3 separate regions of the Homo sapiens genome follow, and regions 2 and 3 are each linked to region 1. Evidence: chromatin loops called from intact Hi-C (ENCODE). Cell type or tissue: heart right ventricle. All regions are shown on one strand.

Region 1 (2,500 bases):
ACAGGCTCTGATGACAATATGTTATGAGCCCAAACTACAGCAAACGACTTGACAATGGGACGGAGCACTTAAGATTGGGACTCTCTGGGACAGGAAAGCAATCATTGCTGCCCTGTGTTCAGTGTTTCCTATGGGCCAAGCCCAGTGTTCAGTGCTTTATCTCCTTGAATTCTCACAGAAACCTTGTGAGGGAGCTATTGGTGTTACCCTAGGTGAAGAAACTGAGGCACAGAGAGGTTAAGCGTCTCAGTCTGGGTGCAGTGGCTCACACGTGTAATCCCAGCACTTTGGGAGACTGAGGTAGGTGGATCACTTGAGGCCAGGAGTTCGAGACCAGCCTGGCCAACATGGTGACACCCCCATCTCTAATAAAAATACAAAAATTAGCTGGGCATGGTGGTGCATATCTGTAATCTCAGCTACTTGGGAGGCTGAGGCAGGAGAATCGCTTGAACCTGGGAGGCAGAGGTTGCAGTGAACTGAGATTGTGCCACTGCACTACAGCCTGGGTGACAGAGCGAGACTCCGTCTCAAAAAAAAAAAAAAAAAAAAAAAACACAGAGAGAGGTTAGGTGTCTTGAAAAAGATCACACAATTATGGTTGAACAGGAATTCAAACCAAATCTACGTCTGTCTGATACAACTTCCCACATTTCAACCAGAGCAGAGGGTCCCTGGTACGATGCCGCAGAGCTGTGGAAGCACAAAGGCAGGAAGGACGGGTCCCAACGGAGAGGTGCTCAGGGAGGGCTTCCTGGGGGAGGTGACAGTCCCAACCAGCCTAGAAAGATGAATATTGAAGAGGGCAGCAGTGGGAGGCATCTGGGAGGGAGACATTTGGGCCAAGGCTTGGAGGCTGGCCGACTGAGCCCCTGCCCCCAAATCACTCATCGACCCCTTGACTCCTCCCTGCCATTCCCTGCATTTCTCTTTCTTCCAGCTCCCCTCTGATCTCTGGGGTCCATCCTTCTCTTTTTACCTTCTTTCTCTTGAGTTCTGTCCTATCTCCTCATTCCCCAGTCATCCATTCATTCACTTGTTAATTCATCCACTCATCTAACACAAACTGAGCACCAGCTCTGTGCCAGGGCATTGGAACCTGAGTGAGGCAGTCCCCAGAATTGGTGGTGAGTGCGTCCACCACACTCAACTCAACCCCTAAGAGGAGGCTCTGAGATCTGCCCTGTCCCTCAGACGCACCCAGAGACAAACACACCCTCACACCTAGCAACTTCCTAGAAAACACCTGGAGGCAATCATGGCTCTCGGGCGCCCCTTGCTGGTAACTTGGGATGTTGCATCCTAGGCTGGAGAGTCCAAGTGTGACCCTAGGAAGGTGCTGCCCTGGCTCCCCACAAACTCCTGGTGCACTGCAACTTCTGCCAGCAGTTCCATTCTAGGAGTTTCTAAGAGTGCAGTCCTTGTCATAAATGTTTAGTGCCCTACCCTTTTGTTTGTTGTTGTTTGGTTTTTTTTTTGAGACCAATCTCACTCTGTTGCTCAGGCTGGAGTGCAGTGGCTCCATCTTGGCTCACTGCAACCTCCGCCTCCCGGGTTCAAGTGATTCTCCTGCTTCAGCCTCCCCAGTAGCTGGGACTACAGGTGTGTGCCACCATGCCTGGCTAATTTTTGTATTTTTTAGCAGAGATGGGGTTTCACCATATTGGCTAGGCAGGTCTCAAAAGTGATCCACCCATCTCAGCCTCCCAAAGTGCTGGGATGACAGGTGTGAGCCACTGTGCCCGGCCTAATGCCCTAGGCTTTGTCAGGCCCAAGCCAAAGGCCAGAGTAAGAAGCAGTGACAGATGTATGTTTGTTGTACTGGGAAGGGGGGACGGGATGGGTGCTCTGGAATGTGTGTGTGCATCATGGATGTGTGTGCACCAGTGCTGTACACGGGAGGGGTCTGTACACGGGGGTGCCTGGGTGCACATTCTGAGTTTGTGCTTGTGTATCATTGTCCTGCGGTGAGCAGGCCTATGCAAACCACCACCAAAGACCGAGGGAGCTGAGAGGCCAAAGAAAGAGGCTGACAAGTGCAGTTTATCAGAAAGAAAATAGGGACTTGCAAACAGAAGTTGCAAATTCATTTACTCAATAAAGTGCTTTTGAGATCTATCCATAGCGACACCGTCAAGCAATTGCAAGATGGTGCACCCCTGCACCTACCTTCCAGAAAACATTATTTTTATAGCAAGCTTTTAGGGTAAAGACATGTGCAGCTGGTCATGCCTCAGATATTCTGAAGCTCTTGACCACTGGGGAGTCCAGATTAGCATTTTTTTTTTTTTTTTGAGATGGAATCTCACTCTGTCACCAGGCTGGAGTGCAGTGACACAATCTCGGCTCACTGCAACCTCTGCCTCCCGGGTTCAAGCGATTCTCCTGCCTCAGCCTCCCGAGTAGCTGGGATTACAGGTGCCCACAACCATGCCTGGCTAATTTTGTATTTTTAGTGGAGACGGGGTTTCATCATGTTGGCCAGGATGGTCTCGATCTC
Region 2 (2,500 bases), 67 kb before region 1:
GAATGTGAAACAGCTGACTGGCTGTCAGTCCCCAGCAGAACTGGGCTTTACCTGCCCAGTGCCCTGATACCTGTGCCTGTGGCATGGGCAAGCACAGGACCTGGCCACACCAGCCTTGCAGGGACCTGCCAATCAGTCTGCACAACTGTCACTCAGCAGGTTAAGAGATCACACCCACTTCTTCTTGCTTTGTACCCCAGGGCAGGCCCAAGGAGCCCTCAGCCCAGGAGACTGGCTCTGGGGCTTCCCTGGGGGACAGGAGGGAGACCTGCAGGAGGCCTGCAGCAACTTACCCATCTGGAAGTCCCCGCTGCCCAGGTCCCCACTGCCCAGGTCGTCTATAAGCAAAAAAGAGATGTAATCAGCAACAACAAGTATTTGTTGAGTACCTACTGGGTGTCAGGCACTGTTCTGGGCACCTAGTATACAGTGGGACAGGGTTGAGAAAGCTCGGAATGGTCGGTCACCCTCCTCCCCCATGCCAGTGGGAAGAAGCACAGTCTCACCCCCCACCCCTCTGCTCCCAGCCTTGGATCCTTGGCTCACCTCCTGAGATGCTGTCAGCCAGCATGTCCTCATCATCAGAAAGGTACGAATGTGTCCAGCGCATTTGGCTTGCTGTGACGGTCTCTATGTCCTCAGGCAGAGACAAGCCATCGTATGCCCTCAGCCCATGGGTCACCTGTAAGCAAACGAGAGCTGATTGAGTCACTCTCTCCAGCTCCCACTGAGCCCCACGGTCCTTCCCCTCACTTCCAGGGGGACCCAGAATCCCACCTTCAGGCCCCTTAGTGGTTAAATTTGACTTAGTATGGCTCAGTGAGCCAGGCTGGGGCTGAACCCTTTTGATTCAGTTTCCCCAAGTCCCATTAGCCCCTGGAGGCTTCAGAGCCCAACCCTGCTATTTCCGAATGAATCCTCAAATAAAGCAGACAATAAAATGTAAATCACTTTGGTAAGTAAAGACTCCTTTTCCTTTGGAGAAGGCAAGGGACACCCAGGACATGAGTGAGTGGATGGGGGGATGCGGGCGGGTAAAGGGGTGGCCTCGGGCAGCGCAGATGGGGGGCACAGGCAGGTGGAAGGCTGGCCAGGGTCAGCATGGGTGGGGACACAGGCAGAAGTCAAGGGCGAGCTGCTCAAAGCCGTTGCCTCCCCAGGCAGCTCCTCCCCAGGCCATTTGGCTCCTCTTCCTGCCTCACTCTGGCCTGCCCGTCTCCAGGCTGCAGGGAACACATTCCACTGTGTTGGAGAATTAGCTTTGGCACATGCAGCCACACTGACAGGCTCATCCCTGGGCCCAGCAGCGCGGAGGCAGAGCTCAGTATCTGGGCTGAATGGGGACAGGCGTGGTGTCAACTCCACGTGACCTCAGGCTGCTGCCGAGCCCAGGATAAGCTCCACCTTGGGGCCTGCAAACTATGTGGGCCGGAGCAGAAGGGCCCCAGCAGCCATAACACCTGCCTTCTCAGGTGTGGGTCCGGGCAATGAGTGCCTCTTCCCCCTAGACAAGATCCGGATGATTCCAAAGCAGTTTTACCAAATAACTTAGAGGAAAACAAACCCAGGGGAGCCCAAGGGAACCCCGTGGCCCTCAAGTGTGCAGATTCACGATGGCTGGACCCCAGATTCCACAAGCACAAGTATGCACAGACTGGCAATGGCCTGGCATGAGGGCCTCAGGCCCTGCCCTGGCCTTAAGCCAGAAGGAAATGGTCTCGCTTTTGAAAACCAAACCCACAAGGGCTAGACAAGGTAGTGAGGTCCAAGCCAGAGCAAAGGCCAAGGAGGAGAAAAAAACAAAGAGCCAGCCAGGCCCCCTTCCCTCCCCACCCCTACTGCTCCCACAGTCCATATCTCTCACGCCGGGCCCTCTGCTGGAATGCCCTTCCTCTCTTTGTTTCTCAGGCGAACTCCAATGCATCCTCCAAAATCAACTTAAATACCACCTCCTCCACCTACTCAGGAATAAGGAGGATCAAACCACTGATTGATAGGTGTGGATCTGAAAGAAGCCAGACACACAAGACTACAAACTATACGATTCCATTTATATGAACCCTTAGGGGTGAAAGTCTAATCCATAGTGACAGAAAGATCAGTAGTCACTTGGGACCAAGGGCAGGCTGGGGGTGACTGGGAAGGGGGCACAAGAGACACTTCTGGGGTGATGGTTCCCTGGGCATACATATCTCATTACTGACTGTACCCTGAAAATGGGTATATTTTGTTGTGTGTATTTATGCCTAAATAAGGATGACTAGAAAGAAACTCTCTTTGTCCCGACTCCTTGCTGTTCACAGTGACCTCAACCCCAGTCTGGTTCTGGGCTCACAAGGTTATTGTCTGTACCTCCGTTGGAATGGAAGCACCTTGAAGGCAAGGGCTGTGATGAATTCATCTCCACCTTTTCTGCACCCTGTGCTCAATAAATACTTGAATGAATGAATAAATGAACGGACAAAAACGGAATTCATCACCTATGAATTCCAGTCACTCT
Region 3 (2,500 bases), 94 kb before region 1:
GCTGAGTTCAGTCTCAGCTGTGCTCTGACCTGAACATGAGACCCCAGGCAAGTCTCTACCCACCGTGAGCCTCGGTCTCCCCATTTGTGTCATAAAGGGCCTTGACAAAGGGCCCTCTGATATTTTGGGATTCTATGACACCCCTATAATCCCCCCAAATCCTTGTTACCTTGTCCCCCAGGAAGGCCCGGGGCAGCTGCCAGTAATAGAGGCTTCCAGGAAGCAGAGAGAAGCCTTCGTAGGAGAGAGAGAACTAGGAGGGAAGGGCAGGTGGTAAGAGCCGAGGGGAGCAGGGGTGGGGGTGGGAGGGCGGAGGTGGTTCCGGCAGGGGTGGACCGTCATGGGAGGGAGGCCTGGTGGCAGGGCAGAGAGACAGAGCCCCCCACTCCCACCCGACAGTGCGGGTCCTGGCCTTGCTCTTTGGACGACTTTCTTCCCAATCCCGGCCCAGGTCCCCAGCTGCTCTCTCTGGGCGTGGCCTGGGTCGGCTTCTCCTCCCATCTGGTGGGTCTCTTTTGTGGACCAACGTTTACACAGCACATCAGTAAACAATTTCAATGGGATGGCTCCTTTCATATGTATTTGAAAGAGAGTAACCAGCCTGAGTTGGTACATGATTGATTTAAGAGAAAATTGGAAAGAAATAATAGTCCAAGTAGTTCACAGAAATTGGTGAAGTTGGTTCAGAAATGACTGAAGTCTAGAAAGCATGGTGGGTGGGGATCCCTTGATGGGCACCTTGGCACATACCTGAGAGCCTGGTGAGAAAGACAGAGAAGCTGAGGAAGAGGAGGAGGAGGAGGAAGAAGAAGGAGGAGGTGCTGCTCGCAGAGCAGCTGCAGGCTGGGGATGAGGAGAGAGCCCCTGGGGAGGGGGTTGGGGTTGGGCAGCAAAGCTGGACAGGAGCTGCCAGATCTCAGCATCCATCCGTCTCTGAGCCTCGTCCACCTGGGGGACCAGGAGCCGAAGAGCGGCAGAAGGGAGCAGAGAGGGACAGAAAGGACGTCCGTGAGGCTTCACCTCCCCACGGGCCCAGCCAGCCACCCGCTCTGCACTGTCTGCTCACAAGTGCTGATACCTGGCACTCTGGCCCTTGTACCCACTGCCCTCTTGTTCCTCCTGAGCTAGGCGGGGATATCCCGGGATGGGTTTGGCTGCCTATGGGCCGTGACTGATGGGAGAAGCCCTACAAAGGGTGCCCAGCAAGGGAGGGGCAGAAGTGCTGGAGGCAGCCCCAGGGGCATCTGGACGGGGTTGTTGCTCCTCGGCCTGACTCTCTTTGTGTGCCCTGGCAACAGCCCAAGCCATTCATGGTTCTGGAATGTTTCCCAGGGGAGACACCAGAGCAGACCAGGCATCAGGCTGGGGCCTGGCCTGGCATAGGGGAAATGGCCCAGGAAAGCTGGAGTCTTCGCTCAGGTGCCTGCCTGGACTCAGCTCTCTGGTCTCCTCGCTGTGGCCCTAGGTACAACCTGTCCTAGCCAGGTCCTCAGTTACCTGTGATGCCCGCTGTGCCCAGTCCCTGCCCTCTGGGGGCTCTGGGATCCTCCCAGCTGTCACGGCTGCCCGCAACTGCTCCTCTGAGAGGGATGTGCGGTTCTGATGAAATGGAGGGAGCAGGCGAGCTAAGACCTCCCAAAGTCCTGGAGCTAGAGCCATGGGCAGGGTCCTCTACCCACGGACATGGTAGTCAGAAAGGCCCACACTAATTAGGAAGAAAGATGCATGCCCCCCCTCTCCAGGCTGGCACCCAAGGGTTAACTCCAGGCCGCCCACATGCACACAGAGGGTTCATGGTGGTTGCTTGAGAGGCAAGGCCAGGGGAACCCGGGGGGCTAGATACAGTCATGTGGATTAGCATCGGGTTAGTCTCCTTGCTACCTCAGTTGCCATTCTGACTTCAGACAGTTGGCACCAGGACCAGACCACACAGCAGGTGAGGCAAGGTGAGGCACATACCCTCCTGGCTCCAACCCTGGGGTCATGGGACACCGCCTGGATTCATGCAGACCCCCAATGCCTTGGGCACTGCGCATCTCCCCACGCAGGGCTGGGAGCACCCGAGAAGGCACCACGCCCCACCACACCAACTTCACACCACGCACGTCCTGGGCCTACCTGGTGAGCCCGGCGCATCCGCGCAAAGTACGCCTCCCCCTGTGGGGCGCAGGGAAATGCCAGGACAGGAGACAGAGATAGGTCTGAGAATTGCAGGACAGGGCAGCAGGGAGGCCAGGAGATAGCGAACCCCAGAAGGGAGAGGGGAGAAGGGACCAGAAGGCAGCCAGCCCCGGGAGAAGCCTGGAGTACCTGGCTGTGTCCAACGAACAGGGATAGGGCAACCCCAACCCCAGAGCGTGGGTGCCACCGGATGCCCGTGCTGCTCAAGAACACATTTGGGCAGGTTGTCCCAGAGCCCACCCCTGAGCCCCTGCCCCCCACAACACCATCACACCATCGCCACCACCATCATCACCACCTTTCCACCAGACCCTGTTCT

What was found. Peaks named below come from ENCODE experiments on the same cell type or tissue, not always from the same donor. Only the 100,000 strongest peaks of a DNase experiment are listed, where the experiment ranks them.
Region 2: it touches region 1 in a loop (7-fold over the local background); 38 of 110 quality-filtered maps call a loop at or near these places.
Region 3: a loop joins it to region 1, with 3 times the contacts of the local background. A loop is called at or near these places in 37 of 110 quality-filtered maps.

What each region holds. Positions count from the first base shown.
Region 1 is chr1:21,962,885-21,965,384 of GRCh38, forward strand. No RefSeq gene overlaps it. Among named protein-coding and RNA genes, the nearest start is that of CELA3B, 13 kb to the right of the region's middle. RefSeq lists a silencer at 1,160-1,427. In heart right ventricle, CTCF peaks have their summits at 1,277 (motif pointing left) and 1,496; a DNase peak (open chromatin) is centred at 1,267.
Region 2 is chr1:21,895,629-21,898,128 of GRCh38, forward strand. HSPG2 (heparan sulfate proteoglycan 2) reads right to left here. Exons shown (of 97, transcript NM_005529.7): 2 at 547-682; 3 at 294-338. Among named protein-coding and RNA genes, the nearest start is that of HSPG2, 40 kb to the right of the region's middle. In heart right ventricle, no CTCF peak of the experiment used is centred here; a DNase peak (open chromatin) is centred at 1,293; H3K27ac peaks cover 2,500 bases.
Region 3 is chr1:21,868,716-21,871,215 of GRCh38, forward strand. The region is part of intron 33 of HSPG2 (heparan sulfate proteoglycan 2); the gene reads right to left. Among named protein-coding and RNA genes, the nearest start is that of LDLRAD2, 58 kb to the left of the region's middle. In heart right ventricle, no CTCF peak of the experiment used is centred here; a DNase peak (open chromatin) is centred at 1,306; H3K27ac peaks cover 1,567 bases.